2 separate regions of the Homo sapiens genome follow, and region 2 is linked to region 1. Evidence: read pairs that join two places in POLR2A ChIA-PET (ENCODE). Cell type or tissue: endothelial cell of umbilical vein. All regions are shown on one strand. Each heading gives the region's core, and the rest is flanking DNA. Links, peaks and the distances in the headings are about the cores only.

Region 1 (4,974 bases), core at 323-4,322:
ACTGCAACCCCCACTTCCCGGATTCAAGCAATTCTGCCTCAGCCTCCCGAGTAGCTAGGATCACAGGCACCCACCACCATGCCCAGCTGATTTTTGTAGTTTTAGTAGAGACAGAGTTTCACCACGTTGGCCAGGCTGGTCTCAAACTCCTGACCTCAAGTGATCCACCCCCCTCAGCCTCCCAAAGTGCTGAGATTACAGGCGTGAGCCACTGCCCCTGGCCCAGATTTGAAATTTTTTAAAAATAAAACATGATTCTTGGTTATTGTAGGTATTTAATAAATGTTAAATAAATATATACATAGAACAAAGTAGTGCCTGCCTTCCTGCTGTGTTTTTTGAGTTAGTATATTGAGATAAAATTCAACAGGTTTTATGGATGCTGAGTGAACCAGTTCTTTGCAAGAGCAGTGGTAGAAAGTGGTATTGGCCCTGTGTTCTTGAGCGACTCACAAAAGTATGAGAGCTACTCCAGCAATTGAGAAGTTGCACAATAGAGACCTAATAGAACATGTCACTTTCATATTGATACCCCATTTTGTCTGAAACCACTTTATCTCCCTTGATGTCATTGGAGTCAGCATCTTGGGTGGGTCTTAAAGACATTATCTTCTGAAAAGTCAGCCATGATGAGGTCCTACCCTTGTTGAAAAAGAGAAGGAAACAAGAAACATGCTCTTGCACTGAGACAGGAACAGGATACTTAACTTGGGTTTTATATATATATTTATTTTTAAATATATATATATTTTTAAACAGAGTCTCACTTTGTCACTCTGCCTGGTGTGCAGTGGCACAATCATAGCTCACTGTAGCCTCCAACTCCTGGGCTCAAGTGATCCTCCCGCCTCAGCCTCCCTGGGACGATGGGCCTGTGCCACCATGCCCACCTAATTTACTTGTTTTTTTTTTTTTGAGATGGAGTCTCACTCTGTCGCCCAGGCTGGAAGTGCGGTGGTGCAATCTCAGCTCACTGCAACCTCTGCCTCACAGGTTCAACTGATTCTCCTGTCTCAGCCTCCCAAGTATCTGGAACTGCAGGCACACACCACCACACCTGACTAATTTTTGTATTTTTCATAGAGATGGGGTTTCACCATGTTTGCCGGGCTGGCCTCAAACTCCTGACCTCAAGTGATCCGCCGGCCTCAGCCTCCCAAAGTGCTGGGATTACAGGCGTGAGCCACTGCTCCTGGCCAGGCTAATTTTTAAATTTTCTATAGAAATGGGGTCTTGCTGTGTTGCCCATGCCGGTCTTCAACTCCCAGCTTCAAGTGCTCCTCCTGCCTCACCCTCCCAGGGTGTTATGTCTTTAGCTGCATGGATTTCAAGCCAAGGCCTGCAAACAGCTTGGTTAAGGTGCTGACTTGCTGTTATTGAATGCAGCGCCCTGCTAGAGCTGTTGCACCCAAACAGGGCTGGGGAGATGCCCAGGAGTGCTTGCAGTCACAGTGGTGGGGCTGGAGTTCGTACCTCCAAGTCAGCAGGCTCCCTGCCTGTTTTCCTGTTAGATTTTCTTACTAAGTTTGCATATGTGAAGGGGCTAAAGGTCCTGTCTGTCACTCTTCTCAGCAGTGATCAACCTCAAAATGAGCTTCTTAATCTGGCAGCTGCTGTCTCTGTGCACTGTGGCAGGTCTGAGCTGGGCACAGCAGCTGGGTGAGGACTTGGCCTGGCAACTGTATCTGTCCTTCATAGGTTTTTGTGAAAAGAGTTCTGCAGAACCTGTTACAGTAAGAAGTGAACTCAAACATGATGTCTGACTTAATGATGTTCAGATTCTACAGGTCTCAATAAACTTTCCAGTGTCCTTTAAGGGACTTGGTTTCAGTGGGGGGCTTTCCTTTTAAGAATTTTTGTTCATATAAATAAGTTATTTCAAATAAGGGATAAAAGAATGGCATTACAAAATATAGTTTGGGATAGAAATATTAAATGTAGCGAGAATTTATGCATAAGATGTTAACATCGGTATTGATTTTTTTGTCATGGAACCTTGGGTTTTAGTCTCAGTCCAAAAGATTAACTTGCTCTGTGACCTTGGACAAATTATTTGACCTCTCTGGACCTCTCAGTGACCTTGGCTGTGAGGGAGACTCTTGTTTTCATCACCTGTCTTAGTCTGTTTCTGAGCACACTCTGCTCAGCCATTCAGCCACAATTGTTGGACGCTCCTCTAAATGTAGCAAGGGTGGACATAGTAAAAGCCAAGTGCAAGCCTAACGGTGACAGAAAACCCAGGACGAGGGGAAGTCGGTTGTGTTCTCCAGGTCCTCTCCTAAAGAAGGGTGGCCATGGGTAGAAGCAGCAGGTCTTACAGGACCTGGGTACCCAGTTTTCCGCTGCTGTCCCTTCTTCCCCAGCTCTCCCAAGTACAGCTGAATGCTCAGCGTGGCCTCTAGTTGGCCATTCCTGGACCTGGTTTGTGAGTTCTTGTCTGCATTGGTGGATCCTGGAAATCTCGAAACAGTGGAAGTGGGTGTGTGAATCCACTGCCAAGTGCCTCTGTCCTGAAGAGGATGCTGCTTCATTTCTGTGAGCTCCAGCAATGCTTCCTTAGACCTGCTGACCAAAGCTCAGGAAGCCAACCTCGGAAGAGAAGGATTTTGCACCTCCTCCCGTGCAGACACCAGCACTAGGGGGCAGCGCGTGGTAATGATGACTCTGCAGGGGCAGGACCCCCCAGGACCAGGCCTTGGTGCAATGCAGCAGGCATGTGGTCTGGCAGGTCCCATGGCTGTGATCAATTCTGAGTCACTTCATCTTTAAAACAGAGAAATGTGTGACTTCCAGAGCCTTTCCGTCCCTAATATCCCGTTATGGTTATGCTGGGTTTTGCAGGAGCAACCTCGAGACTAATAAGAGGTTTAGTCACCCCTGCAATCTTTGAAAAACAACAAATACAGGATGTGGAAAAACCGAGAGTGAGGCACCCAGAGCCCAGAATGCTGGGTAGCTCCTTCCCTAGCTTGTGCAGCATCCTGTGCTGAGCCACGGCCCCTTACGTGTAAGCAAAACTCGAAACAAAATTCCTGTTCTAGAATATTATCTAGAAAATGTGTACTTGTTTTATACTGACGTAATTCCTTCAACAAATATTGAGCTGGACACTGTCTAATTCATGTTGGGGATGGATATGGCTTTCTTGGGGGATGTTCTAGTGGAGCAGATGGTCAAATAAGTTAGCGTGTAAAAAGGATCTTGGTAAGTGTCAGGAGGGAAATTGAGTGGTTATGATAGTAACTAGGAGGTGGCAGCTTGATGGACATGACCTTTTGAGTGGACGTCTCCGTGGAAGAGATGGGGAGAAGGGAAGATGGATGGAGATGTGGTTGGAGAAGAGCTGATCAGCCCAGGCCTCACAGGCATTGCTGAGGAACACAGATTTGAAGACCAATGGGAAACTGCCACAGAATTTAGTTAGTTCTGGTGCTCAAGGAGTGGGTGTGACAGGCAGCACGGTTCCCGCCTGGACGGCCACAAGGTGGAGAGAAGGGCCACATGTACTTCAGAGGTTACACATAGGAAAAGAAAGACCAGTTCTCGCCACACTTCTGGGGTGAACCATCGGTAAGTTGTAACAGATAATGTGTTCCTGAGGTTAGTCCAAATCCTGAGTACCGGTAATCTACCATGCATCATACACAATGAGACTGTGTCAAGATGAAAAACCCGGACCCCTGCTCTCAAAAGCTGTGTTTGGGCTGGATCAATGAAAACAGACACATTTTCATCCTAAACACATCTTCATCCTAGCATGGGCATGAGGTGGAATCTCTGAACCTGTCTTTGGTAATAAAAATGTAGACAGAGCGGTTCTTGAACATCATTTCTTCCTGCAGGCACTTGTGGGTTATATAGTCATTTATCTTGTGTTCAGTATTTTTTTAGTACCTTGAAGCTAATGTGATTGCTACCAAGAAAATCTAGGAGAAACAACTGGAAAATTATAAGAATTCAGTAAGATTATAGTTACAAGATTAGTACACAAAAATTGAGTTTTCTAATTTACCAGCAGCAATCAATTAGAGAATATAATGGAGATGCCATTCAAAAATAGCAACAAAGTGTTGCTATTTTGCTGCACATGCCTGTAGTCTCAGCTACTCAGGAGGCTGAGGCAGGAGGATCACTTTGAGCCCAGGAGTTTGGGACTGCAAAGAGCTGTGATGGCATCACTGCACTCTAGCCTGGGTGACAGAGCAAGACCTTGTCTCTTAAGAAAAAAACCCAAACCACAAAATAGGAGCAAATTATGTCAAAGAACAAAAACATTTATTAAATGCTTACAGTGTGTCCTGCACAGTTTAAGCACTCAACATTTGTTAATTCATTTAATCCCCATAACAATTGCATGAGGTAGCTACTATTATTCCGGATGAAGGTGCTTATTAGGCTTGGAGAGGTGAAAACCCTGGTCAGTAAGTGGTAGAGCCAGAAAGCCTGATACCAGAGTTTTTTTTAGAGGCAGGATCTCACTGTGTTGCCCAGGCTGGTCTTGAACTGGACTCAAGTGATCCTCCTGCCCTGGCCTCCCGGAAGGCTGGGATTACAGGCATGAGCCACTGCACTTGGCCCAATCCAGAGCTTATTTCTCATCACTATGCTACATGGTCTTTCACTGCCACTGATTAGGGAGAAACCCATCTAGAAACATGCTATGCTGGATTGAGTAGTGCCCTCTAAAAATTCATTTCCACCTGAAATGTACAGATATGACCTTATTTGGAAATAAGGTCTTTGCAGATGTAATTAGTTAAGACGAGGTCATATTGGACTAGGGTGGGCCTAAATCCCTGTAAGGAGAGGGGAGTCGGCAGACACAGGGACAACACGCTGTGGAGGTGAAGGCAAAGGTTGGAATGATGCAGCCGCAAGCCAAGGAACGCCAAGGTTGGCCAGGGCCAGCAGAAGCTGGAAGAGGCAAGGAAGAATCCTTCTCTGGAGTTTCCAGAGCATATGGCCCTGCTGGCA
Region 2 (4,974 bases), core at 469-4,468, 300 kb before region 1:
TTAAATGCCAGGTGCGGTGGCTCACACCTATAATCCCAACACTTTTGGAGGCTGAGGCAGGTGGGTCACTTGAGGTCAGGAGTTCGAGAACAGCCTGGCCAACATGGTGAAACTCTGTCTCTACCAACAACGACAAACAACATTCAATCTTAAGGCTTGAATACAATCTTTGCCTCGTGTCCCACATGGCTGTGGTTGGGTCCCTGAGGCTTCCCTGCCCCCGTGGTTTTGCTGAGCACAGTGTATACCACAGCTCTTACAGGTTTGTGTTGTGTTCCTGGGGCTCTCCCAAGCTGGTATTGTGTGCTGGTGGCCCCACAAGTCTAGGGTCTTGAGGTAGCCCTGTTCCCACAGCTCCACTAAGCATTCTAGCCAGGGCTCTCTGCAGTGACCCCTTCCCTGTGGCAGTCCTTTGCCTGGCCCCAAGGCTCTCTGAGGCATCCTTTGAAATCTAGGTGGAGATGGCCAGCCTGTACAGCCCTTGCATTCTGCTTGCCTACAGAGTTAGCACTACATGAGTGCCACCAAGGTTTATGGCCTGAACTTCACAGCAGTGGCCTGAGCCATACCTGGGCCTGCTGGAGGCACAGCCAGAGTGACCAAGCAGCACTGGGCCAGAATGCGGGGAGGCAGCAAGCCCAGCGGTCTCAAGGGCTCCTGGGGCCCCTCCTTTGCCATTCTGCCCTCAAGGGCCTAGCACTGTGGGCCTGTGAAGGGCCTGGTAGCCCTGGAGATCTCTGGAATGCCTCTAAGGTGATTCTCCCATTATCTTCATGAACAGCATCTGGCTTCCTTCTATGCGTACTTATCTCCTTATCAAACAGTCACTTGGCCACACCCTCAGTTTTCTATCCTTAAGAATACTTTTTAAAGATTTATGTGGCCAGGCTGAAAATTTTCCACATTTTTACATACTGCCTCCCTTTTGATGATAGATTTTCTCTTTAACTGATTCTTCCTTCTGGCATTTTACTATAAGCAGTTAAAAGCAGCCATGCGGCACACTGAACACTGCTTAGAGATTTTCTTTGCCAAATAATCTACTTCCTTCCTTCCTTCCTTCCTTCCTTCCTTCCTTCCTGCTTTCTTGCTTTCTTTTTTGTTTTTTGAGACAGAGTCTCACTCTGTTGCCCAGGCTGGAGTGCAGTGGCAAAATCTTGGCTCACTGCAACCTCCACCTCCTGGGTTCAAGCGATTCTCCTGCCTCACCCTTCCTAGTAGCCGGGGTTACTACACCTGGCTAAGTTTTGTATTTTTAGTAAAGGTGGGGTTTTGCCATGTTGGCCAGGCTGAGTCTCAAACTCCTGACCTCAAGTGATCCACCCTCCTCAACCTCCCAAAGTGCTAGGATTACAGGCATGAGCCGCTGTGCCCAGCCAAGTTCGCCACTCTTTTTTTTTTTTTGTTTTGTTTTTTTTTTGAGATGGAGTCTCACTCTGTCACCCAGGCTGGAGTGCAGTGGCATGATCTCAGCTCACTGCAACCTCCGCCTCCTGGGGTTCAAGCGATTCTCCTGCCTCAGCCTCTGAAGTAGCTGGGATTACAGGTGCCCACCACCATGCCCGGCTAATTTTTGTATTTTTAGTAGAGATGGGGTTTTACCATGTTGGCCAGGCTGGACTTGAACTCCTGACCTAGTGATCCACCTGCCTCAGACTCCCAAAGTGCTGGGGTTACGTGCCCGGCCAAGTTCATCACTCTTAAATTCTGCCTTCTACAAAGTACTAGAACATGAACATAATTCAGACAGGTTCTTTGCCACTTTTGAACATATGACCTTTCTTGTAGTTTCCAACAAGATATTCCTCATTTCCACCTAAGACCTCATCAGAATGACCTTTATTGTCCATATTTCAACCAACATTTTCTTCACAATCACTTCAGTAATCTCTGAGACTGAAGCTTTCTCTACAACTCTCCTCTGCTTCTGAGCCCTTACTCCAATTGCCCTTAATGACTCATTCAGGGTGAAAAAAGGAGTAAACTCCCTCCAACAAGCCCTTTGGTAGGGGCACCCGATCCCATTCATGAGGGTTTGCTCTCATGACCCAGTCCCCTCCAAAAGGGTGCTCCTCTTAATAGTGTTGCATAGGAGACTAAAATTCACTTTAGTCTAATGAATTTTGGAAGGGACAAAAACATTCAAATCTAGCACAAATAGAAAAATAGAAGAAAGGGGAGGAATTACCAATGTGTCCTCCATGACTCACATCCAGTGACATCAGACTTGTCACTTTCTTGTTTCAGGGTTGATAAACTAATTGTAGAGACATTTTCAGATTTTGTTCTCACTATGCAAAAATTAAAATTTTAAAATAACATATTTTTGGTTTTTGCCTGAATTGGTGCATGTGCTGGAAGTGTGAGTGCTCCAATTTGCCCAGAGTCCACAACAACACCTGCCAATCATGCTGTCGCTTTTTTGTTGCTCTAACTTCAGTGTGTAGCTGAATCTCTACCCCTTTTCGCAATTCTTAGACATGGTCAGTTCTTTTTTTTTTCTTTTTTTTTTTTTTTGAGACAGAGTCTTGCTCTGTCGCCTAGGCTGGAGTGCAGTGGTGTGATCTCGGCTCACTGCAAGCTCTGCCTCCCGGGTTCATGCCAGTCTCCTGCCTCAGCCTCCCAAGTAGCTGGGACTACAGGCGCCCGCCACCACACCCGGCTAATTTTTTGTATTTTTAGTAGAAACGGGGCTTCACCGTGTTAGCCGGGATGGTCTCGATCTCCTGACCTCGTGATCCGCCCGCCTCAGCCTCCCAAAGTGCTGAGATTACAGGTGTGAGCCACCAAGCTTGGCCTTGGTATATTTTTATTGAGTTAAAGTTTATAACAGTTTCTGGCCTGACATGTAAGGGATTAGAAGTCACGCTCTGTTATAACAAGTAAAAAGCTGAACAAACTGAAAAATCAACAGCTCCTTTTAGATCTCTCAGAGAAGTGAAGTCACAGGGAAAACCACTGTCCCCAGAATTGAAGAGACAAACAGGCAGTTATGGAAAACCACAACTTAATAGAGCAGAAACCCACAAACAAAAATCTCCCCAGGAATCAGCTCCAGGACAGGAAAACTTGAACTGCAGTGGATGGATTGCTGAAGGTTCAGCGTGGAGAAGCCTGAGAGTTAAAAACTTCAGGGGGAGCCATTCAGAAAAGAGTCCCACACACTCCTTTGAATTTACCTCCCAGAGCTCTACCAGGTCCTCACAATGAAGGCTGAAGAAAAATCCCCTGTGCTTCTGGCAGGGGGAAGGGAAAGTCTCCATTCTGAAATACCCGAGCATTCTGTTCTCAACAAGGCCAGCCCTCAGGAGAAACTATTTTACCAGAGCCTAACCTGCTAGGCTTTTCTGAAAGACAGGGTCACCCAGGCTAAAGTGCAGCCTGACTGCTGTCCTCTGAGAGGAGAAATCTGAGCTTCCCACTCTGCACCTCCACCATCTGTCTTTGCAGCTCATTCCCTCCTTCACCGATGCCAGAGTGGCCCCTCCAACCCCACTGGGGCTTGTAATCCATTTCCTTGGCGCTTTGCCCTCTGCCCCCCTTGGCAACCCCCTTGGGTTCCACAGTGCATTATTATAATTAACCTCTGGCTTACACCCTCAACTCACATGCTCCTTTCTTTCTGTTGTACTTGAGGTACAATGCTGGCCCCAGTGAAAATACCACTAATGGCTCACTCTTCACTTGCACTCAGGCAGCTGAAGCCAAATGGAGAAAAATGCAAACCCATGATGACCTAAAATGTATGACACTGTCACAAAGTGCCATAAATCTCTCTGTTTTTTTAGACAGAGTCTCGCTCCAGGCTGGAGTGCAGTGGAGCGATCTCGGCTTACTGCAACCTCCGCCTGCCAGGTTCAAGTGATTCTCTTACCTCAGCCTCCTGAGTAGCTGGGATTACAGGCATGCAACACCATGCCCAGCTAATTTTTGTATTTTTAGTAGAGAGGGGGTTTCTCCATGTTGGCCAGGCTAGTCTCAAACTCCTGACCTCAGGTGATCTGCCTGCCTCGGCCTCCCAAAGTGCTGGGATTACAGGCGTGAGCCACTGTGCCTGGCCTTTTTTTTTTTTTTTAACTTTTTACATTCAGGGGTACATGTGCAGGTTTGTTACATAGATAAACCTGTATCATGGAGGTTTGTTGTGCAGATTATTTCATCACCCAGATATTAGGCCTAGCGGCCATTAGTTATTTTTCCTGATCCTCTTCTTCTTCCCACCCTTCACCTCACACCCTTTGTGTCCATGTGTTCTCATCATTTAGCTCCCACATATAAGTGAGAACATGTGATGTTTGGTTTTCTGTTCCTGCGTTAGTTTGCTAAGGATAATGGCCTTCAGCTGTATCTGTGTTCCTGCAAAGGACATGATGTTGTTCTTTTTTATGGCTGCATAGTATTCCATGGTGTATATGTACCACATTTTCTTTATCCAGTCTACCATTGATGGGCATTTAGGCTGATTCCATGTCTTTGGTATTGTGAATAGTGCTGCAATGAACATATGTGTGCATGTGTCTTTATGATGGAATGATTTATTTTCTGTTAAGTATATACCCAGTAATGGAATTGCTGGGTTGAATGGTGGTTCTGTTTTTAGGTCTTTGAGGAATCACCAGTATTTTCCACAATGGTTGAACTAATTTACACTCCCACCAACATTGTATAAGTGTTCCTTTCTCTCCACAACTTTGCTAGCACCTTTTTTTTTTTTGACTTTTTAATAATGGTCACTCTGACTGGTGTGAGATGGTATGTCACTGTGGTTTTGATTTGCCTTTCTCTAATGATCAGTGGTGTTGAGCTTTTTTTCACATGCTTGTTACAAATTGCTATAAACTTCAAGTGTGCTCTTGGTGCTGCCTGGAAGTCCTACATTTCCCTAATCCATTCTCTTTCCCGTTCTCCTAAATGCCTATTTCTCCTTAATCTTGTCTGCTCACATCCCAAAACCTCCTCATCCTCCTCATTCTT

What was found. ChIA-PET counts read pairs that join two places held together with the same protein. Peaks named below come from ENCODE experiments on the same cell type or tissue, not always from the same donor. Only the 100,000 strongest peaks of a DNase experiment are listed, where the experiment ranks them.
Region 2: POLR2A ChIA-PET joins it to region 1 with 6 read pairs; 3 of 35 experiments call an interaction of 5 or more read pairs at or near these places.

Annotation. Positions count from the first base shown.
Region 1 is chr10:35,572,357-35,577,330 of GRCh38, forward strand. It overlaps CCNY (cyclin Y), which reads left to right. Exons shown (of 10, transcript NM_145012.6): 10 at 1-311. Among named protein-coding and RNA genes, the nearest start is that of GJD4, 30 kb to the right of the region's middle. In endothelial cell of umbilical vein, for the core only: a CTCF peak has its summit at 2,636 (motif pointing right); a DNase peak (open chromatin) is centred at 2,815; H3K27ac peaks cover 1,391 bases.
Region 2 is chr10:35,268,227-35,273,200 of GRCh38, forward strand. It overlaps a transcript of CCNY not described here. Among named protein-coding and RNA genes, the nearest start is that of LINC02634, 26 kb to the left of the region's middle. In endothelial cell of umbilical vein, for the core only: no CTCF peak of the experiment used is centred there; no DNase peak of the experiment used is centred there.